3 separate regions of the Homo sapiens genome follow, and all the other regions are linked to region 2. A link is a loop called in an ENCODE intact Hi-C map of the cell type or tissue named here. Cell type or tissue: endothelial cell of umbilical vein. All regions are shown on one strand.

Region 1 (8,000 bases), 120 kb before region 2:
GGGAGCCAAAGACCCCACAGGAAAACAAGGTTTGATGCAGTATAACAGTAGCACTAAAATAATAAAATAAAAAATAATGGTATTAAATCCAAAACAAGCCCATGTGGATTGCTGATCATTTATGTAACCATTTTGTAACTTTCAGTCACCTTTCTAGCCTGCAGTTTTTGGACTCATGCAAATAAGACAGCTTTGTGGCAGGATCTTAGGAAATTTTATATCACATGGTGAGCTTCACACCACGCAGTTAGAATAATTCATATGCAGCACAAACCTGAACCAAGATGATTATATCATTTACACTTCTCCAAATTCCTTCTGTCCTTGTGTGCTCTCGGACCCATTCCAGCCCTTTCTCTAATCTCTTCTGTAGTGGCCTGGGCTGATCCCTGCAAATTCCATTTCCTACTGCCTTGTAATTGGGTTCAGGCAGTGGGAACACTGGCAGAATATTTGAGGGTGAAAAAAGAAGAGGCCAGGGCATTTCTTCACCTACCTCTCTGTTTTGGAGGCATCCTCAGAAGTGGCTGGACATCCTCCAGGACTTCCAGATTCCTCTGGACAGCCTCTCCTTCTGTGCTCCCAGCCCCTCTAGACTCTGGCCGTACTACCTCCCTTTTCCCCCTTTCCTCCATTCTAAAGCTGGTAGGAAATTCCTGCTGTGGATAATAATGGGAATGCCTCTTTTTTCCCTTCCTGCCATTTTGGATCTTGCATCACTGCTGTAGTTTCCCATATTGGATGCCTTCTATTGAACTAGTTGGCATGAGCTGTTTTCCTGAATGAGCACTGACAAATATTCTCTCTTAATCCCATCCATCGTCTACCATTGTGTGGTGACACTCAGATGAATGCTAAATACACACATCTCATTTCAAGATATGCCATATTTATTCATTAATCTTTAACCTATTGTATTAAAGACAGTGAGAAATACATTGTCTATTACCAAGCTCAAGTTTTCAAAAAGTGATAGCTATCAAGAGTAAAAGGGAATATCAAAGTAAGTTTCTCAATCATTGGGGAAAATGGGCATAACACTGAACTCCCCATGGTTCAAGAATGGACTTGTTCAGGGAGTCAGTGTATTCTCCCATATTAGAGCACAAACCCCTGGAAAATAGGCCACAAAACCAGTTAAATTTTGATTGGAAAAGGAATTGGATTTCTTTCACTACTTAATTCTAGGTGCTGGATATACAGCTACGCATGAAACAAACAAAATCCCTGACCTCCTGGAGTTTAGTCTCAAAGAAGAAACACTAAAAAAGTAAACAGATCAACAATATTATTTCAGCAAATTGCAAGTGCTATAAAGAAAGATGAAGTAGGAAAAGGGAAGGGTAGTGGCTGGGAAAGGAGTTTTATTGATGGTTTCATAGAAGGCTCCTGAGAGGTGACAAGATAGCAGAGTCTGACTGATTAGAGAAAGTCAGGAGGACAAGAAGAAGAGCATCCCCAGCAGAGGAAGGAGCAGGAATGGAAGCCCTGCTGCAAGAATGCAGAGTGGGGCTGAGGAGTTCTGCCCTGGCTCTAGCACATGCCCTGAAGAGCCTGCATTTTGTAATGCATTCAGATTTGTATACCAGTGCAATTATATTTCAGTCATCATTGGCCCACCTCCCAATTTTTCCAAAACACGTGCAGACTTCTCAGAAATAACTATCACTGAACTTTTCTCAATAAATTCATTTATAAATGGTTGCACACCTCCACATTATTGACCTCAGGTCAGCTGGTGTTTCTCTCAGTGATAATCCCTAGACCAGTTGCTTCCAAGTCACCTGGGGTTGGGGTTCTTGTTTAAAATGATGCCTTCTCATCCCCCTCTCAGAACTACTGAATCCGAACCCCTGGGCTTGATGCCTACACATCTGTGACAGTCTTTCCACATAACATTTAAGCTCACTAAGTCTGGGAGTCACTGGGCTGTATACCTCCATGCCTCCATCCCACAAAATTTAGCGTTACATGGTTAGTGAAGCTGCAGCTTGCCAGCAAGTATATACAATTTCTCAGTTTAAATTCACCCCCTCCACCAAAAAAGAGTCCTTTAAAAGAAAAGCAATCAGTCAGTATGGAAATGTCCAAACAAAACCAAAATGCATAATTTAATTTGTGATTCTGATTTCAAAGGGCCAGTTTATTTAATTCCATTTGGAACTTTACCAACGCTACTAGGTATCCCCCTGTGTGTGTTTCTCCCTCTCACCCTAGAGAAGATTTGAGCCAACTTTTACTGTGGTCTAGCAAGATTTTCACTTCTGTCTCTGGGGCAACTGGTGAGCTTCTACGTACCTTTGATTAAAAAGAATCTCTGGCTATCTCGATTTCTGAGCACACTTCCTCTTTAGTGCCCTTTCCCAGTGAATTCCTGGCAAAGTCACAGAAAATCACTTTCAGGATAACATTTCTTTAAAAGTTATTACATCTAATTTATATAAAGTACTTGATTGTTTAAAAATACTATATAATTATATGTTTAACCTTATAGCATAGAGTTCTGTTTAATCTTACATTTTGCTTTAAGAGAAAACCAAATAAATTGCAAAGTATATATAGTCAAAAACTTTTCTAATAAATCAAATTCACAAAGATTCTTGTTTGGAGGTTTGGAGCAAGTAACCATGATTTCAAAAATAACAAATTGCTGGCAAGCCCATCAGAAATGTCACACAAGAACAAAGTAAAAAGGCCCTTACTAGTTTCAAAATATAAATAAACATACATTGCAAATCAAACAATTCAAATTATATATATGGGGTTTATTATTTCTAACAATTGATCTATTTTTATTACCTTCGGAGCACACTTTTAACCTAGTTCATATATATTACATCTGTCTGAATTTTAAAAAAATTGATACTTGGACATTGTCAAAAGAAACATTACTTCAAAAAATTAAAAAATAGAAAAGAATAATATCTGCTAGTAATGGCTTTTAGGATATTAGGTAACCATACTGCCACTTTTATCCATCACACTTTCTATCTCATTCCATGGAAATATTGCCATTCCACAGTCTTCCCAAAGTTAATTGACTGGGGTCGGTGAAGACAAAATCATAGGATTTCAAGAGCAAAATTTCTTCCTGCTTTTCACAACTTAGCCAATTCTCTGTATGCCAAGTGACTTTAGTCTAATAAGAATTAAAATAATTTTTCTAATTTCACGATCACAGGTTTTTTTCACGTTTTTATATTTCCATGTCATGATACCCAGATGCTCCGATTTTCTTTTCTGTGAGAGTGTCTCTCCAAATTCCCTGCAAAACTTTGCCCTATTCTTCCTACACTCTGCAAAGGGCAGTAGAGTGAAGCAGCAAGGACTCTACTACATTCTACATACACACTCCCCTCTTCCAACCATTGTTGTCTTCTGGTCCTGTGGTTAGTCCTTCATACTCCTCATGTTACCACAAAGACGGCAACCAGTAAGCTACAGACTAAAGGGTGCCAAGGATGTGTAACGTTACTCCCCATTAACTGACCCAAATGCAACCTGTTTTGCACAGTGGTCTATGCTAGTCCTTAAAATGTTCACTAGAGGGTGCACTATTTCTTTCCAAATTATTGAAGATGACTCCTAAATAGTAATATTAAAGTCAATCTATTCAAATGCTCCACTATATTAAGTCCTCAACATTAGATTTCAAGAAAAATAATAGCCAGAAAAGTCATATTTAGTGGGTCTAGTGGACAAAAATGGAAGTAGCAACAACTATCTACCATTAGTCCAGTGGCAGAATAATTTCTTCATCTGGAATTCTCAACCTTAGGATGAATGTGGCTGGCACCATATGCACTATGGTCTGTGCTTTCTGCACACACACACACACACACATACACACACATGCACACACACACTCCCCACTACAACCAAGCTTCTTGGAGAAAAGATGGAGGGGAAGAGATGCACCTCAGGATAGTAACCAGACAGAATAGCTATGACATGCTATGCAAAACCCTGTTTGACCAAAGAAGCTTGGCCCTTTTTATAGTAGCGCTTGTCTCTTTGCTACTATATCAGAGGAGGGTAGTTGTTCCCATGAGCTTGTTAACTCCAAGCAGGCTTCCTTGTCAATGAAGAATCAGTAGGGGAAGCTGTTAACTGTCAGGTTATGGCCAACCCAACAGTGGAGGCTTTAACATCAGATCAGAGTTACCTGTTACCCCATGCAAACTTTCATAAGGAGAGTGGGAAGGGGCAAATCCAAAGTTGGACATCTGAGATTACTGATATTCATTATTAAGTAAATGAACAAAAACGTTTTCCCAATAGCAATTTTAGTATAATCCTCACAATATCCTCATTCCATATATTATATTTTCTTCAGCTGAAAATGCATGCTTGTGTTTAATACAATTGTCTTTCCATAGCCTCTTAGCACATGCCAAGACACCTGTTGTTTTTGTTGTTGTATTTTGTGTGAGATATATATATATAAAACCAAGGCTCCTGTTTAAACTCAACCTGTTTCACATTGTGGTAATAGTTGACTTTCATTTGTCGCCACTTATTCATTTTTATAAGGCTGACCTCTTTTCACCTCTTAACACTACCCCAGAAATTTCTGAAAGTATCATCATCACTCCCATTCAGCTAAGATGTTCCAGATCTATCTTGCTCTTCCTGCCCAAGTTAAGCAGTCGCTCCCCTCAAGGGAGAACTGGTTCATTTCGGGGAATGATGATACATAGTCCTGAAATCTGGGTGCTTGTCTGCATTTTATATCATTCTACACCACCACTGGCAATAAACTGCCTCATATTAGAAGCCATGTGTTTTTAGTAACGTAAGAGCAGACTTTCAAATTCAGTCCTTCAGCTATCAATGTGGAGTAACTGGTGCTCACCAGGATTGGGTCATGATGGTGAGTGTTTATTGCAAAGCATGTTAACCTCCAGTGCATATTGACGTCACTGCTCTCCTGGGTGGCAGCAAAGTGGGTTGAAATTCAGAAAATGGTTCCCCTAACATGGCACAAGTCCATAATATGACCACAGCTACACATAGCTAAATGCAGACTTATTTTTTATTTATTTTTTTTTACATTATCAAGCACAGCATTAAAAAAAAATATATTAACACACTCTGGCAAAATGGGCCTTGGCTGTTAGTCTCTGTTAACAAAGAAGATATTCAATAAGGTGAAGTCCATTAGATTCACTGTTCTTGCTAATACTGCCCTATGAAAAGTAATACACATTCTCTACAGATGACCAATGTATGGAGGGGTCCTGTGTTTGCTTTGACTTTCCTTTGCCCTAAGTAAGCACTTTTATTGAAGCTCTCTTAATCTTTTTCCACCTGTTATACATCAGTGATGAATGTAGTAACTAACCTTATTTCACCTATGGCTTACAGACAAACCCTTTTCTTTCAAAAAGAAAATATCTTTTTTAAGCTGTTTTGAGATTATTTCTCTTACTTCATCCCAAAGAGTCTATTTTGGAAGGTGGTCTCAAGTTATTAGCTATTCTAAAATAGAACATTCTTAGCATTTTAACCAAACAAGGTCGTGACTGGAAAAGCTGCTACTTTCTGACATGGGCCTACAGGCGTCAGAATTAATTGGCACATTTTCAGTGGGGTAAATTGAAAACTTTAATCAGGGACTGAAAGTTCGACCATTTCCAATAGCAGAACGGTCAAAGGGGAAAAGAGGTGTGCTCTTCATAGGTCTCTTAACTGAATTATTCATGATGGAAGAAGATATTACACTCTTATAAAAGTTTCCTTATGGACTTCATTTAGAATTATTTCCCTTAATCTATTTGGATCTTCAGGGGGAGTCCTGCCTAGGGTGAATATTGACTTCAGTGCCTATAAAATTTCTGAATGGCTCTGTCTTTGGGGTTCTCAGCCCAGGCAACTTAACAGCATAGCAACAGCTTTTAGGATAAATGAATTCACTCCATTAGGCTTATGAAACTGGTCCATGCCCATGAGGTCACCTACTCCTGAAACCCCCTCTGGAATAAAGTTTTCACACCTCTGTAGAGCAGAGGCCTTAGTACAAATGCTTACAGAAACCAGAGACCAATAAACTTGTCTTCCATTGACTGGTGATAGACAACGGGGAGGGGAGCTGCAAAGCCTTGCTCCACATCTGTCTCACCTCCTGGCTTCCACCATACCAGATCTTACGTGGTCAAATCTTCCTATTTCTCAAGAGAAGCTGGTGGATTTATAAGCTTGTTTATTGTAGGCATGTCAGATGGGTAGAATGGGATTAATGGGATTAATCATGCCATCAATTCATGACACATTATCTTTGTTTCTTATCTTATTTTTATCTCCATCTTATACAATCCAATTTCTCTTCCCCTCCACAGGCTCCCAACCTAAAGTATTTCATATTTGTACCTTCAACCTCCAATATTTTTATTTGTACCTTCAACCTCCAATATATATATTTCTATATCTGTGAATGTCTTTAAAATATGAACATTAATATTTGTGTACATGTAATTTACATAAATAGTGCTAGACTACAAAAATTATGTTTTCGAGATCTGTTCATGTGGCTAAATATCTACTTTGTTCATTTCTTGTGACTGCTGTATAATCTAAATTTAGCCTAAGTATCCCCTGGTTCTTTGCTAGCACAAATAATGCTGAGATAAACATCCTCTTAAATATCTCTGGTGCATGCTTGTGAGAATTTCTATAGTGTTTAGGGTCTACAGAGTAATGAATCAATTCCACTAAGTACTGCTTTATAGCTTTCTAAGGTGACCATACCAGTCCATATCTCCCAGCAGTACACGAGGTTTCCCATCTCTCCATAGTCCCACCAGCATTTGATATGCAATGTTCTAATTTTTTGCACTTCAGTAAGCAGTATCTCAGAGTTTTAAGTTATATTTTGTTGATTAAAATGAAGTTAAACAACTCATTTTTGCATGTCATTTGTCAGCCATTAGGGTATGTCTTAATCATAATCTTTGACTTTTTATGTTGTTTTTTTCTTGCTTATTTACAAAAATTTATTTTATTATTCTAAATATTAATTATTTCTTGGTGATAAATATATTATAGATCTTCTCTCAAACTGTCACTTATCCTAAGTTTTGTTTTCATTTTCTCCAAATGAAACCCCATTCCTAAATTTTGTTTGTGGTGTTTTTGATTGTCCTTTATTAAGTACTGACTAGAAAGCTAAAATGCCACCTTTCCAGACTCTAGAAGTTAGGGTAGCCAGGTAACAGTTCATTCTGATGTAATGAAATATATTAATTTTTCTCTTTATAGTTTATACTTGAAGGATTTATTATTTATTTATGGTCCAAGGTCACTCTATCTGATGGATTTATTTTAGAATCTATCTACATGCCCAATCACAAAGAAAAATTTCTGAATTTTCTTCTATTAGCTTTACAGTTTTAGCTTTCAAATTTAATTTTTTAAATCTACCTGCTTCTCTAACTTAATTTTTCCTCCTATTCCATACTTTATATTCTGTCCAAGTCTCCCAACACTATTTATTAAGTAACTCATTCATTTTCCAAAGATCAAATTCTAAGTGTATTTATGTGTATTTTTTTCATTTCTATTTCTTTGAATAATAAATTAAACTCAGATAATTTTTTGCCCCCTTACTACTCCTCATTTTCTAAATTAGCTTAGCTATTTATACACATTCATTCATCTATGTTCATCTGGAAATCAGCTAGTGAAGATGCAAACGCAAAAAAAAAAAAAGTTTACTGGGATTTTAATTCAACTGCCTTAAATATTTAAAATATTAAATTATCCCATCCATGAACATGATTTACCTCCAATTTTTTTATGTTTCTTTTATATACTTTACTTATATAAGTATGATGCACTTAAAGGTAATTCCCAGATAAGTTACAGATTTTGTAACTGGACATTGGGATTAATACTCAAAAGCATTTGAAATCACTTTTTCCCCTCCTTCCACAAGGGAGGCCAGTTCTGGCCAAAGAGAGAAGGTCCCTGTAAAGGGGGTTTCTTCCTCACCTCACATCCTC
Region 2 (8,000 bases):
AGAAAGAAGATGAAGAGGAAGAGCTGGGAGCACATATTTAACCAAAAATAAGAAGTCCATAGGTCTTGGACGAATACACTCCTACCAGCACTGGGCAGGCAGACAGAAGAGGGCCCAGATTAAATTAAAAAGTGTGTGATTAATTGGCAGCTAGTAAAGAACAAGATGAAATCCTTCAGAAAACAAATATATGAGTTTTGGTGAGCTGAAGAGATCTGTATCTGAAGTCAGAATATTTAATATACATCATATATAATTAATATTATTATTATTTAATGTTCTTTTAAAGGGTGACTGGGTCAGTATAACTGAGCATAATCTGTTTTGTCTCAGAGTCTGGCTATCTTTTTTCCCAATATCAGTCTCTCAACTAAACCAAACATGTTTTTAACTTCTCCCACTTAATTTAGTAGGTTAACAAGTCTATGTAAAAGAAGAGTATCATAATTTAGCTTAATAGTCCCTTGCAATACTATTTTAATATTTTAAAATCAAAATATCACTTTAAAACCTATAGGAATTATTTTTGCTTCCTTTGGCTTTGGTTCTTTTGTATCATACAATTTTATCATTTAAAATCAAAGATCTTACCATCAGATTTACCTGGGCTATAGTAGTAATTTTACCACTTACCCATGGCCAAATGTGTATGACAATCCCTACTTCATGAGATTATCATAAAGATGAAATTAAATGAGACAATTTTTTTTTTTTTTTTTTTTTTTTTTTTTGAGCTGGAGTCTTTCTCTGTCACCCAGGCTGGAGTCAGTGGTAAAATCTCTGCTCACTGCAACCTCCACCTCCCGGGTTCAAGCAATTCTCCTGCCTCAGCCTCCCGAGTAGCTGGGACTACAGGCGCCTCCCACCATGCCTGGCTAAATTTTGTATTTTTAGTAGAGACGGGGTTTCACCATGTTGGCCAGGCTGGTATCGAACTCCTGACCTCATGATCCACCCACCTTGGCCTCCCAAAGTGCTGGGATTACAGGCATGAGCCACCACGCCCAGCCCTAAATGAGACAATTTATGTGATTTTTTTGCACATGGGAGGCACTCAAAAAATAAAAGTGTCCATTTCCTTCACCTCTGAATTCATACTCTTTATTTTAAAGTTGCAGTGTCGTGTATACAGATGTAAAAGAGAGCTTTGGAATCAGTGAGGCCTGGATCCAAACCCCATCTCTGCTTTCCACCAGCTGTGCGACCTTGGGCAAATGTCCTAGTCTCTCTGAACCTCACTTTCTTCTTCTGTAAAAGGAAAATAATGGTACTACTTTGCAGGAATGCTGAGGTTTACAAATAGCATATGCCAAGTATCTGGCACATGTTAGGTGCAAAATAAATGGTTTTGCTTACACTTAGATAAAATGACTTTTGTTCTATGAAATGGAGCTAATGATTAGGTTTTATGGAAAGGCTTTATTTATTTATTTTATGATTAGGTTATACAAAAATGCTTTATTTCACCTGGAAGCTTACCTGGGTGTCATTTTATGGTTGTCTCATCTGACCATTTTTAAACCATGGTTGGATCTTGTGGAAATGTTTAGAGCTCGTTATGAAGCCAATGTAAACAAAGGTACCTATCAGCTGTTGCAGACACTATCCCATCCACAGGGGCACCCCTGACATAGCTGTAGCCCAACTTCACCCTGAAGTCTTGGAAAGGTTACATGATTCAGACAGATGTAGTAGGCATGAGATTACAGGCCAAGAGGAAGAGGCCGGGGCTGTAGGCAGTATACTTGACAGGCTCATACACTGCAAGCCTTGTTCCGGGCCCCTTACAAAGCACCTCTTTAGGATGAAAACAAGATGGTCTTTGTAAATAAAAGTTCATGCATTTGGGTAATGAAGTCATTTTCCAGCGCTGCAGTGAAAGATATTCTTCTCCCAAGCCCTCTGGGTGAGGACTGGAGGGAGGAAGAGGGGTGGCCAGTGAATCTGAAGAGAAGATATTAGCACAAAGAGTGCAACAGTCTATCCCCCAGAAAAAACCCGAGAAACCTTGCTCAAGAAAGTGGGCACCCTGACCCTCTGCCTTCAGAGATCATCTACCTTTGGTTCCTGCCCTGGAATCCCTTTTCCACCCACTTTCCTGCAAACTAGCGGGGGCCACATAAAATATCTATGTAAATATAGATAAGACATCCGGTACCTTGACTACATAAATAAGAGTGGTGAGGAAGCGTCACAAAAGCTGAATATTCTTCTGGAGCCCTTGGAGGGGCTCCAAACTGAGAGGGGAGGGAAGACCGCAGGGAAAGGCGGACCTCAGTGTCTGAAAAGCCAGCTTAGAGTGGGAGGGCCTGGGAGTAGAAGGTAAAAAGGGAGTGGTGAGAATGAATGTGAGAAGGAAGCCAGGACAGCGCAGTCCCCAGTCCCGAACGGCCAGGGAGAGGAGGTGGCCTAGCGCTGGCGGGGCTCACCCCAATCCGTCTGCCTTTTGATGCCGTACTGTAAGCTCCGTCCATCTGTAGGTTCTTGAGCCAGAACCTCTGCGGGAAGGAGAAAAAGTGAAAGAGGGAGAGGGAGAGGGAGAGAGAGGGGGAGAAGGGGAGAGAGAGAGAGGGAGAGAGAGGCTGGAACTCTCCCTTACTCTCGCACTTTCCCTTTATTTCCTAAGCTGCTGGTTGCGCAGCCACCTCGGGATACTGCACACGGAGAGGAGGGAAAATAAGCGAGGCACCGCCGCACCACGCGGGAGACCTACGGAGACCCACAGCGCCCGAGCCCTGGAAGAGCACTACTGGATGTCAGCGGAGAAATGGCTTTGAGCTCAGCCTGGCGCTCGGTTCTGCCTCTGTGGCTCCTCTGGAGCGCTGCCTGCTCCCGCGCCGCGTCCGGGGACGACAACGCTTTTCCTTTTGACATTGAAGGGAGCTCAGCGGTTGGCAGGCAAGACCCGCCTGAGACGAGCGAACCCCGCGTGGCTCTGGGACGCCTGCCGCCTGCGGCCGAGGTACAGTGTCCCTGCCATTGCCACCCTGCTGGGGCACCTGCGCCCCCGCGGGCTGTGCCACACTCGTCCTTCTCTCTCTCTCCGCCTCTTTCCTCTCCCCAGTGCCTTGAGAGTTTCACCTGGGCTAGGTCAGTTCGGAAACTTGAAATAAAGAGTTTTCCTTTGTAAGTTGCATTTGGATGTTGAGAGTTGAAAGTTGAGGCTTCGGAATGTGTCTGCTCAAAGGGGTGAGAGTGCATGTGTTGGTGCTCTGAGTTCATCCGCTAGACTCTCACCGGGGACTGCAGCAGCACATCGGTGACTTCTGCCACTTGCGTGTCCCAGTAGTCATTTTGTCAAGCCACGGCACTTAACGTGTGTGCCCTGTCACTGGCTTCCTGCTCCTCTGTGCTGTTAGGACAGTGGGAACACTACTGCAGGATCTTTTTGTCTCATATTAGACAAGAAGTCTTCTGCAGCAGGGAAGGTGAGGGGGTGAGTGAGAGTGGCTGGTCATGAAAGGAGCTGTTAGACAACTGCTGAGAGGGTATCTTAAGTAGAAACGAGCCATTGTATTCCAGAAACAAGATGTTTCCATTAAAATCAAGCCTCAGGATATGCTATTGATAATATGTTTATTCAAAGAGCTGCTGTTTGAATACCTTACAATAGCTTTTAAGTTGGAAACAAAACCAGAATGTAGAGGTCTGGTAAAGGAGAATGAATCCAGAACAAGTGATTTAAGAACCCCTGAACTGAAACAGACAACAGCATGCCCATTGCATGGGACATGCTAAGAGGGAGGAAAATAAAGTCACCTAAGTTCATGGGAAAGGAAGGAGCAATTGACCTAGCAAAACAAACACCACACTCTATAGCTATGGTTACAGCAACTGTACAACTAAAACAGTTATGTGGATTGACACCATTTCTAACATCACTGATGCATGGATTATTGCTATGAATTCTGTTAATTGTTAGTACAATTATAGTTATTAATTATTGATGATTAAAAATAAGGTGCATGAACATGGTCCTTCTTCAGAGTAAGCCCTACCCACATTGCCCCAAAAAAGAGAGTGGACAGGGTCAGAATATGCCAACCTCTCACTGTGGTATAAAATGTAGCCTCCATGAAAAAGAGGGAGCATGGCTTCTGGTCAACTTCATACCCAGAAACTTGGGGAGAAGCCAGACCAGGAGGGACTTCATGCAATGGGAAGGCTTTGCTTCTCTACAGGCTTGGAATTAACCCCAGGGAAGCATTATCTCCACCTGTTGCTTTGAGCACGTAAAGTCCCTGAATGAAATGCTTAATTTTACTTAAGAGTAAAATTGGCAGATAAATTGCAGGACACTCAAATGTGAATTTCAGATAAATAATGAATGAATTTTGATCACATCCCAAATACTGCAGAGGACATATTTATATTAAAATTTGTTTTCATTGTTCATCTGAAATTCAAATTTATCCGGGCATCCTGTATTTGTATCTGTTAGGTCTAAAGAGACAAGCCATATACAACTGTTTTTTGTAACTCTCATCCCACAAAAAAAATAGGAAAGTAATTTTTTGAGTTTTAGAGAACCTTAAAATTAATGCTAAGACCCTAGGAAATTTCTTATGTGCTCATATGTTTGGTGAAATAATAGGAAGGCAGCACAGCAAAGTGTTTCAGATTGCAGGTTTTCAGTCTGATGGTCCCAAGTTGAAATTTCAAGCTCTTTGACCTTGGTCAAGTTACAGATCCCCAGACTGCAGATAAACTGATACTGACAGAATTTATTGATGCCTGCTTCATACCTCATACTTTTATTGTAATGAAATTAGATAAAATAGAGTGCTTAGCATAGTGCTTGACATAGTATAAATGCCCTATATATGCCAAGAGTTGTTACAATTGTTACTATAAAAAATGTGGATGATGATCAGATTAAAAGAAACCCTTATTTGAGAATATTCCTTAGAACCTTATGTTTATGGTTTTCTTTTACTTAATATTATTATATCTGTTTATCTATATTCTTCCAGCTGGAAAAAAAATGTCACGTAGTGAATTAAATTTGTAGTAATGTCAGAGTCTAATAGGTTCAGAATGCCAGTGGAGGCCTTCAGTTTTGAAAAACAGAAAGAAGATATTAGTCATTCCAGGAAGGTCAAAGTATATGGTGTAGAAAGGGTGAGATTGAGGTAATTATGTTCCCACTGCATAGTTTCACATAATGCCTCCAGTTAGCCTGCGGTCCCATGGCGATCCCAACGCCCCACCATCAGGTTTCCCATGCTCTTTATAGCAGTAACCAGACCTTAAACCAAATACATTCCGGAGACTTAATAACATGGTACAAACACTTTACTGGGTTGGCTCAGGAGACTGTATTTGTGTATATGTGGAGAGAGAAAGAGAACACGGACACATTATTCATGGGAGAGGTTCAATGTGTGGATGGGAAGATATTCTAAAAATACATTCTCTTTACTTGGATTTATATGAATGGTTATTCTGCAATTCTCCTTCAGAGGGAATGAAGAAAAATATTAAGGCAAGCATGGAGCAGTGGGAGGTGCTTGGCTGAAGGCCTTCCTGAGGTTCTCCTAAGCTCTTCAATAGCCCAGCTTGTGGACTCTCCATCCCTGAGTACTTGGCCCAAGACACAAACTCTGGCATGCTGTATTGCTCCATGTGAGCTGGGGAACAAATACATGAAATATGCACGGAATAAAAGGATAGAGATTGTTGGCTGACCAAAAAGGAAGTCTCCTCTTTTCCTTGTAAAACAAGCCAAAGCTTCCCCCCAGATGCAAAGTATTTGAAAAGAAGAGCACCTGTGGGTAACTCCGTACTAGTTGTGGGGAGGATTTTCCCACCTTTGCTTCTTGACACTTAATCTACTGAGTCCTTTATTGCTGAGTTTATGGTGAGAACAGTGATTCTCAACAGGTGATTCTCAAAAGGGAAGACTGGGCAGTTTCAATAATGATAATCAGTATTCTAATATTTCACATTAAGGAAAAGAAAGTCTATTCATTCCACCACACACACTATAGCAGGAAAAACTAGGCCAAACTCTTCTTGACCAATATAGATATGGTAGATATGGAAAAGAACTGGTGTGGGGGCAGGAATGAAGATGGGAACACCCCCACAAGAAGCCAGTAACAGAATGTCCTTAGGAAGAATGAGATTCTTGTCCATCAAAAAGAAGTAGGAACTAAACAAGGTCAAGAACATGAGGTTGGAGGTTACATTGTGTGGCTGGAAAGAAGCCACACAGAGACTGAGAAACTGAGAAGGCAAGGACTCTTCTGACAGGGCAAGGTGGAAGGTGGTGGAGGAGGTGACGGTGCTATTACTGGCTTTCACAGATAAATGATAGAATAAGGGATACAATTGACAACATTGAGTTGTCAATGAGTTGCCCCTCAGAGGGGAAAAGAGGAATTTCTCTCCTAGAAACCTCAGTTTTGCTATTGTTGTCATTATTGTTGTGTTAACTTCACTCCAAGAAGATCAGTGCCCATGAACATACCTTACACTGGAAAAACTGACTTGCTAAAAAGAAACTCTATAAAGCAGACTAACTCTGAGGGACTTTTCCTCTTGACTTTTTTCCTTGTTGATACGTGACCCCATGTCCCAGCACATTGTTAGGGTCCTGCCATTAAAAGATTGCAGAATGTTTAATAAAAACATTTTAGATCTCTTTAACCATCTGCTTTCTTTTTTCTTATCTTGGTCACTTGCTTTGAAAAAGGTCCCTTGAGATCACACTAAGACCTCCAGTTGCTAGCCTGGGTTATCACTCTACATTGCTGTTCCAACAATTCAATTAGGTAATCTGAACCCCTTACATGCAGTCATTATTTCATTCATTTATTCACCCAACAAGCTGGTTTGGAGCCTTACCTCGAAAGAGCAATAAAATAGGTACAAGGAGCAATAGAAAGAAGGTATAGTCTCATCTTTGCCCTCAGGGGTGAGCAATTGAAGAGAGAAAAAAAATAAGTGGCCATTATATACAGAACAATGTACTAACATTCTATAAGAGTGGCTACAAGGTAAGTGCCATGGAGGTAATGTGAAAAAAGTATTATTCCTGTGCTAGACCAGTAGGGCACAAAACTTACTTGCCAAACACCAAAATAGGCTTCAAAAACCTTATTTTAGAAGAACTGGAATATAGCAGTGGTGGTAATAGCAATAATAGTATGGCTCATAGCTGATACTCGTTGAGTACTTACCACATGCCGATACTGATGTAAACACTTCCCATGAGTAATTTCCAGTAACTTTCATGACAAATCAATGTGACTGGTATCGTTATTATCTCATTTGATACACATAGAAACCGAGGCACAGAGCATTTGCCCAGGCCCCTGCTTGTAAGCAGCACAGCTAGGAAGGAGTTTATAAAAGCAGTTCAACTGTGCAAAAGTAGCTAGGAAGAGGTGATTAGGTAAATAGAAATATATATAGGAATACTTCTAGTCAAAGTTTTGGGAATTCCTTTTTTTTTTTTTTTTTTTTTTTTTTGAAACAGAGTCTTGCTCTATTGCCTGTCTGGAGTGCAGTGGCTTGATCTCAGCTCACTGCAACCCCTGCCTCCTGAGTTAAAGCGATTCCCCTGCCTCAGCCTCCCAAGTAGCTGGGATTACAGGCACATGCCACAACGCCCAACTAATTTTTCGTATTTTAGTAGAGACAGGGTTTCACCATGTTGGCCAAGATAGTCTCTATCACCTGACCTTATGATCCACCCGCCTCGGCCTCCCAAAGTGCTGGGATTACAGGCGTGAGCCACCGCACCCTGCTGGGAATTTCTTTAAATGAAGAAATATAAAATGCAATTTAAAGACCATTTTTGCAGTGCTTGTTAGATGAGTAGCATAAGTTACAAAAAGTTGAGATAACTTCCCTTCTCCGTCTAGCCTAATGACTACTTTTTAAAACTACTCACGTAAGAAAGAAAAAAACTAATACTTGTTGACTTCTACTATGTCCCATCAACCTCCATGAATTGTCTTAATACTAAATAGTGAAAATTATACCCATTTTAC
Region 3 (8,000 bases), 60 kb before region 2:
ATAACATAAACTTCCCGTTTATCAGATCATCTAGCTGTGACCATTAATAATTCTAATATCACACTGCGTTTTGAGGTCTAACAGCCTGTTTTATTTTTCATTTTAGAATGGGAATTCTTCAACTTTCTCATGATAAGAACTTCCAGGTGCTTCCAGATGCAGTAGGTAGATCATTTTATAGGGTAAGTGGAAACCATCAGGAATGGTGTCCATATACAGAGTTTCAAAGCATCTTACATGGGATACAAATCCATACCACTGAAGAAGCATGGTAAGCCTTGCATTAATTTTAAAATGAACATGGTATGAAAGTTACATTTTGAAAGAAACACACAGAATAAAATGAGGTAAGAATCAGGGGTTCTGGAGTCAGGTATAACTGAATTCAATTGAGAGTAGCCCTCTTAGTAGCATATAAACTTCAGTGAGTTATTTATTTTATCTGAGGCACCAATTTTTCTCTGCAAAATGTGAGAAAAAAAATACCTATCCTATCCTATCCTGAAGAGGCCCCACAAAGTTAAATGAATTGTTTATGTAACATGCATGGCATGTTACACTCAGTAACAGTGCCTTGGTTGCAAGGGCAGAAGAGATCATTTGTAGGATTTTTGCAATATTCGCTCCATTTGTAATGATTAGCTCTAAAAGAAGGGATGTTTTTCTAGACTCATGTCCCAAAGGGCATATTTTAATATTGGGTGTGGGATGGGGAGACAGGTTGAAGTCTGTAAAAAAAACTCTTCGCAGCATGGCATATGACTTTATGTCTGGCAGCTGATGTATCCCGAGGAAGATTTGTAACCTTGAACCAAGGATAAAAACCTGCAATACTGACATAAGCAATGTTCAGATGGAAAATAATTGTTCCATTCTTTGCCTTTCTAAACAACCCATTACTCATTCTTTCAACAAGACCTAACACAATTTTGTCTGTCTCTCCTAGGTTCTATTCTTTGTTGAATGAGAGAGAGCATATATACTTTATTCATAGCATAGCTTGATATAAACACGTCTTTGCAAGATAGTGCTATCATCTGGATTGTTACTAGGATACAAGTGTTCCATCACATTCTTGGGGAAAAAAAAGAAAACTTGTACCCAGTGGACATATTCCAGCAAGCATAGTGAGCATGATCCACCATTTTGGGCTCAAGAAAAAGGACTCCATGCAGGTTAATCAGAACTTTTTATGAAAACTATTCAAAAGAAGTTGAATATACTCCTGAAACATTTACAAAAGAAAAAAGTGGGACCTAAAACTGGCCACATACTTTTTAATTATTAAAGTTGAACATTATATTGTATGTGCATTTATGTCTTTTCTGTGATTTGTATGTTCATGACATTTGCCGATTTTTCTATTACAGTGTTTATCCTTTTCTGTATTATTCAGAGTTTTTAATGTTAGAAATAGTGATATGGCTGCCAAACACATAGTAAATATGTTCTAAGTTTGGGGAAATGCAACGTAGTCAAATCTGTCTTTTCTTTTGTTATCCCTTTCATTGAAACATCTCTCTTTTCCTTAAAACCTTATATTACAACTCTTCTTAATGACATCTAATGCTGCAGAAAGGTCTAGGAAGATGACCAAAAAGCAGCTACCTGATTAAACAATTAGAATGTCTTTGAGCACTTTTAGAAGAAATTTCTTGTACTTGTGAGCTTTGACCCCAGATTGCAAGAGTATAAGCAATAAGCGCAGACCAATAGTTCACAAGCTTTTGTGTGAAGGGAAATTGGCAGCATCATAGGCTACAGGTGGGGGTAAAAGTTAAGGTGAAGGTACTGACTTTGATCTTGAACTCTGGCAGATCAGATATGCCTTCAGAGAGATGATGTTTCTTCCTCATGGTGGTAGTGACCATCTTTGGTTACAACCTCTATCCTCAGAAAGGAACTCTATGACCCTTTTGGGCCTCAGAATGTGATACCCCAAAGACTGGTGCTTTGGCCTGCTGGGAGGCCTTAAAAGCTGCCTCAGAATCAAGGTCCATTCAACCTTGTCTTTTCCTCACCCTACAAGTCAATGAGGGACTCTTTCTGAAATTTTCTTGTCTGACCAAGAAAGCTTCTTTCCAAAAGAAATGCAATTGTCTCAAGACTCATTCCCTAGAGATCTCATCAAATAACCTGGAAAGATCAACTACTGGAGGACAGAGAAGACTGGGAGTCATCACCATACCCAGACAGACTTCATCAATTCATCTGAAGGCAGCTTCAAGAGATTACCTAAGAGGCTGTTTCTGTGGACCATTGTCTGAGCACTGGGCCTTTTGTTTCCCCTGAAAATCACTTACTCCGATACATCTTACTTCCCTCTCCCTTATGAAGAGGGCACTTAAGCCTAAACCATCTGGTCCCTCCTTGAGTTCATATTTTATATGACTCCCATACACATGTGTGCACATAATAGGACTATAATAAACTTGTTATGCTTTTCTTTGATTAACCTGTTTTTTGTTGTTATGGGGTGTCAGTCATGACCCTTTATGATAAGGAGGAAAGAGATCATATCCTCTCCACCCCTACAACCCTATATTAGGTGGTATCTCAAGGGGGAAAATACATTCTGGATCATCATCATCATCACCACCATGGTAATAAATTAGTTTGAAAACTTTGAAGCATTTCTTCATACTATTTTTAACCTCAAGTGTCAAAATGAGACAAGTAGAGGGGTATTATTATCTCCATCTTACAAAAGAAGAAAATTAATTTCAGAGAGCTTAATTGACTAAACCCAGTATGGTATCCCAGAGTGAAATTCTAGACTATATTCTTATCATCAGAAACATACAGTTGGGATAAGCTGAAGGAACAATTAAGAGTACTCAAGAGAATATACACAAATTAAATACTAATAAGATTAATACATAAATACAATAAAATACTATAATGCATCATACTAATAATAAACGCCAAACAGGTAACTGAGAAAGGATTATACCAATGTTGGCTGGATTATTAAAGAAGATTTGATGGAAATATTTGTATTTCAAATGGGAGTTGGATATTGGCAGGTAGAGAGAAAGAAAACATTTCAGACAGAAGAGGATGAGAAAGTACTGAGGTAGGAGTGCCAGCCTGGTATGGGCAGGAAGGAGGCCGACCTGATTGGAATAAGCATTGTTAGGAGCAGGGTATTAGGCTAGATAAATCAAATCAGGATTTGAAGGGCCTAGAATATCAGGGTGAAATTTTTCAAACTGAACCTTTGAGCAATGGAGATGCATTGCAGTTATTTTACAAGGGAGAGGGAAATGATTAAAGAGTGTTCTTTAAAAAAAGGGGTATGATGAGTACATGCTGAACAGATAGAAGGAAAAGATGCCAGAAAAAATAGTTAAAATGAGAAAACAGCCATCCAGATGTGAAGTGACGAGGCCTTTATGATGGTAGTGGGGATAAAAAAAAAGAGACAATAAAAGAAGTAAATTTCAAATCAGAAATGCTGAAAATCTTGTTCCCAAGTGTTGAGCACCAGGAAGTGGAGATACTCTGATGCCAGGAAAAGAAGATGGGCAAAGAGAGAGTTTTGCTTAGGAAGGGAAATGACCAAGACAACTGTGGGGACATATAGTATTTGGAAAAAAAGTTGGAAAAAAGGGCTAGATAAAATACATCTATATATGCTTATATATTATATTTATGTATATATTTTCTATATATTACACACACATATGTATACTTGTATATATACGTATATATGTATATATACACGTATATATGTATATATACACGTATATATTTATATATACACGTATATATGTATATATACACGTATATGTATATATGTATATATGTATGTGTATGTATATATGTATATATATGTATGTGTATATATATGTATATATATGTTACCACTGTGCTCAAGTAGCAGGCACCCAATAAATGTTTGTTTCCTGCCTAGTCTCCAAGACAACACAGCTTAAGAGGTTACTAATTTAGACATTATAACTAGGATTGTGACAATAGATGAGTCCACAGATGCAACAAATGTAAAAATAACAACAATGACAACAACAAAATTAGAGGTCCTAGAAGTAAGATTCAAGGAGCATTCACAGTTAGTGGATGAGAGAATGTAACAAGGGCAATTAAGGAGCAGGGGAGAGTCAGTTTCCTCTGACTCTCCGAAAACTGTACAATTACCTTCTAAAGCATCAGGTTTAAACCTCCATATTCACTGTTAAGGGGGTGAACAGTAAAATTAATCGAGAAAGCCGAGTTATTCTGCCAAGGAGACCCATTTGAAAGTGAAATAGAGGTCAAAACCCTACTCTAACATGGAAATTGGAAACCGCCAGATTTTTCAATGCTCTGATATAGTTCAAAAAGGGCAGAATTGATGGATTATTAACTATGCCAACTGGCATCGTGGAATTTATGTTTTCTTTGTTATGTAAAATGTACAATCATAACAGAAACATCAAAAACCTGAGAAGGTTCAAGGAAGGGCATAAAACAAATGTAATTCAAATTTTACTGTAATAAATAAAACTAACAGCAGAGGGCTCCCCTCAACGCCTGGCAAATTCTCAAAGCAGAGAAACTACAAATGGGGCACGTTTCTGGTAACCTCTGGTTCCATTCGAAATTTTCTATACATAAGAGAAAAAAAAAACAACTATCCATTAGTAAATAAATTACAAATACAATATTTAGACCTGCAGGTGCTAAAATTCCTTTTTCTCTTTAATTTTGTTTTCCTCACTGTGCTTTTTGCTAATCAGAAACTATTGAAGTTATTAATGCAATAATTCAGAAGGTTCTGGATGTAAAATGCCCAAAGACAGTAGAGGGATTTCTATAGCCTCTCTAAAGTATTTCAGATTATCCACCTGATTACATAAACAACATTTCCAGAAAATTGCCATTTTTTTAACCTATAATCCTGGTATCCAAATGTAGACATTACAAACGCAAGGGAGCTGTACTCAACAGCTAGGAATCTTTAATAATTTGAGGCCTTGAGGAGAACTGACATCTGGTGAAACACCAAAATGGTTTCAAAATAAATCAAAATACTATTTATACTTTTAAAAGATATTTTGAAAGTATTTTGAGTTATTTACAGAAAACAGTACTCTATATAGTAGACTCTGTGTAGGTCATCCATGTTTTCAACCAGCTATTTTTTTATTTATTATGGAAATATGAGTTAAAGTAGCCTTTGCCTCAAAGTGTTGTCATTCATTTTGCACTTTGTCCATAGAAAATGCAATGATTTTTTTCAAAGGCCAGTTTTGTTGTAGGTCAATCAAGCACTCATTTGAATGCTGATTTATTTTTATGGAGATGCATATTTTTGATGGCTTCTTTGGATTCATCACAAGGTATATCACTAACTACACTAGGAGTCAGCAAATTATAACATAGTGGGGGCCAAACCCAGCCACTGCCTGTTTTTGTACGGCCTGAAAGCTGAGAATTATTTTTACATTTTTAAATGACTGCAAAAATCAAAAGAATTCTAACATTTTATAACACATAAAATTATATAAAATTCCAAGTTCAGTATTCATAAAGTTTCAAATTTCATCAATAAAAATTTTGTGGAAATCTGTTTTCTTCTCCTATTATGTAAGTACTTACATGATACTCTCAATTTTGCCTCTTGGCCCACAAAGCTTAATTTTTTTTTTTTCCATTTGACTTAATACAGAAAAAGTTTGCCAAACTCCGAACTATGCAAAATGCCAAAACCATTATTCAATGCTCCTTGGGTTATTTAAAATAATGCAAGATTTGCCCCTTTAACACTATAACCTAATCATCTGCAGCACTGGTTCCCAAAATAATCTGTACTTTGGAATTACTGGGTAGCTTCAAAAATTATTGATGTTTGTGTCCTTGCCTGAGATTGTGACTTAATTGGCCTGGGGAATAACCTGAACTTTTAAAAGATCCCCAAGTGATTCTACTGTGAAGTTTGGAAACCACTGATTTAGTGCTTTGGCAAGTTCAATCCTCCCAGCTTTATCTGGGCGCTCCCTTCTACTGGCAGCCCTTTTTGCTCTTCCTCCAGCACATGGCCCTCTGCAGCTAGCCCCAATTCCCCCAGATCACTTAGGCCTTTCATTCCCACCACCAGAGCTAAGTGACCTTCTCACCAACTCCACTGAGAAGATCAAGGCCAACCCATCCCCAAGTTTTCTTGTTTTACTTCCTGAATGAAATTCTTCCCTCAAGTCCATTCTCTCCTCTCCAGTCCTTCTAGAGGGAATACACCATAGTGGCTAAAAAGGAGTCTTCAATCAGGCAGACATGAATTTAAATCCCTATTCCCATAATCCCAGCACTTCGAGAGGTCAAGGCAGATGAATTGCTTGAACCCAGGAGTTCAAGACCATCCTGGGCAACACGGGGAGACCCCATCTTTACAAAAAATTAAAAATAAAAAAATTAGCCAGGCATGGTGGCATGGTGGTGCCCACTCATAGTCCCAATTACTCAGGAGGGCAGATAGCTTGAGCCCAGGATCATACCACTGTATTGCAGCCTGGGTAAGAGAGCAAGAACTTGTCTCTAAAAAATTGCAATAATAACAATAATAATAATAATAACCCTATAGGGATTTTTGTGAAAATTAAATGCTACTCACAGTGTATTAAATTAAATGTTACTTACTGCTACTTACAGTGTTGTCCTTGGACTAACATCTTCAGCATCACCTGGGCACTTGCTAGAAATTCAGAATCTCAGGTCTCACTCAGACCTTCTGAATCAGAATCTTCATTTTAATGAGATCCAATAGTGATTTGTGTGCACATGAAGGTTTGAGATTCGTGGTGCTAGGAAGCTTTTTATTTCTCTTCACAGTCCACATCCAGGCTGTTTCATCCTAGCCCTTCGACAGTTCCCAATACACATGATATTGATGATGCCCTAGAGTGTGGCTTTTACGTAGAAAAGGAGATTTGCTTGAGTTTAAAAAAAAATTAATGTCAGCTATGTATAGGACAACTTGAAATGAGAAGAGACTGGGGTGGGATCGAGGTGGTTAGGAAATACAGTGTCACCTTCGTGCAACTTAGGAAAAGACACTCCCTCTGAGCCTACAGGACCCCATGCACACCTGGTGAACTAAGACAGCCCTTGGGCAATTGAGAAAATGGTGCCCCTCTGGGTTGACACCACCCTGTTTCAGAGCAGGTGGCTTGCCAAATGCAGCAGGGCCTCAGCCAGTTGTCCTCAGGCAGTGTGTGGCAACCATGCAGAAGGAGGATTGGATGGGATCCTGAACTAGGGCGTGGAAGATTGGAATGAAAAGCAAGGATGGATTCTAGAAAATGCTGAAATGGTGGAGGGCAATGGGGGAAAGACAGGGAGGAATGTGGACCTGGGGTTATTAAGGAAGACTTCTGGGAAGAGGCAAGATTTGACACAAATTCCAAGAGTTTGTAAAATTGAGGTGTAGGATCAAATATTCAAGATGCTATGAACAGGATGAGGTTATGAGAGTGAAGACATTTAGAGAACGTCAGCGGTAAAGCACCATATGGCAGAAAGAACAGTGGACTATAATCAGGGAGGTGGTATTAAAGAGTCTCAATTCATTCAGCTATAAATACAAATTTTATTTTCTTCCAATAACTGTCCCCAATAATCCCAGATCAAATCCTCCCTAACAACACCTGAGCCCTATTCCATGTTTTCTTAGTCTCTTTGTTTCATTTAGATTGCATGTTGTATCTCATTCAAAACTTCCTTTCCCTTTCCCTAGCCAGGGGTGTAGTCTTTATCACATGCTTTCCCTTTCCTCCCTCTTCCCTGAGCTATTCCTTGAGTATTGGGGCAGGACAGTGAGGTTGCAGACCTCTCCTGCACAGCCCCCTCTGCTTGTCTGTGGCTCCACCATGCTTCACCTTCTCCAACATGCTCCCTCCATGAAGCAGCTCTTGACACTGGAAGCTCCTTGAGAAATTTGGCCACATCTCTGGCTGACCCCAGCTGACATTATTGCATCACATTTCTTTGTCCCTCACTGGGGA

What was found. Peaks named below come from ENCODE experiments on the same cell type or tissue, not always from the same donor. Only the 100,000 strongest peaks of a DNase experiment are listed, where the experiment ranks them.
Region 1: a loop joins it to region 2, with 4 times the contacts of the local background. A loop is called at or near these places in 2 of 110 quality-filtered maps.
Region 3: a loop joins it to region 2, with 5 times the contacts of the local background. A loop is called at or near these places in 9 of 110 quality-filtered maps.

The regions. Positions count from the first base shown.
Region 1 is chr6:112,367,938-112,375,937 of GRCh38, reverse strand. No RefSeq gene overlaps it. Among named protein-coding and RNA genes, the nearest start is that of RFPL4B, 25 kb to the right of the region's middle. In endothelial cell of umbilical vein, a CTCF peak has its summit at 3,527 (motif pointing right); a DNase peak (open chromatin) is centred at 3,527; H3K27me3 peaks cover 1,449 bases.
Region 2 is chr6:112,248,918-112,256,917 of GRCh38, reverse strand. It overlaps LAMA4 (laminin subunit alpha 4), which reads left to right and starts at 2,351. Exons shown (of 39, transcript NM_001105206.3): 1 at 2,351-2,459; 2 at 2,627-2,962. The coding sequence starts at 2,768. The region is part of intron 2 of LAMA4-AS1 (LAMA4 antisense RNA 1); the gene reads right to left. In endothelial cell of umbilical vein, no CTCF peak of the experiment used is centred here; DNase peaks (open chromatin) are centred at 2,307, 3,747, 5,167, 7,217 and 1 weaker place; H3K4me3 peaks cover 4,536 bases; H3K27ac peaks cover 6,198 bases.
Region 3 is chr6:112,308,670-112,316,669 of GRCh38, reverse strand. No RefSeq gene overlaps it. Among named protein-coding and RNA genes, the nearest start is that of RFPL4B, 35 kb to the left of the region's middle. In endothelial cell of umbilical vein, a CTCF peak has its summit at 4,533 (motif pointing right); a DNase peak (open chromatin) is centred at 4,519.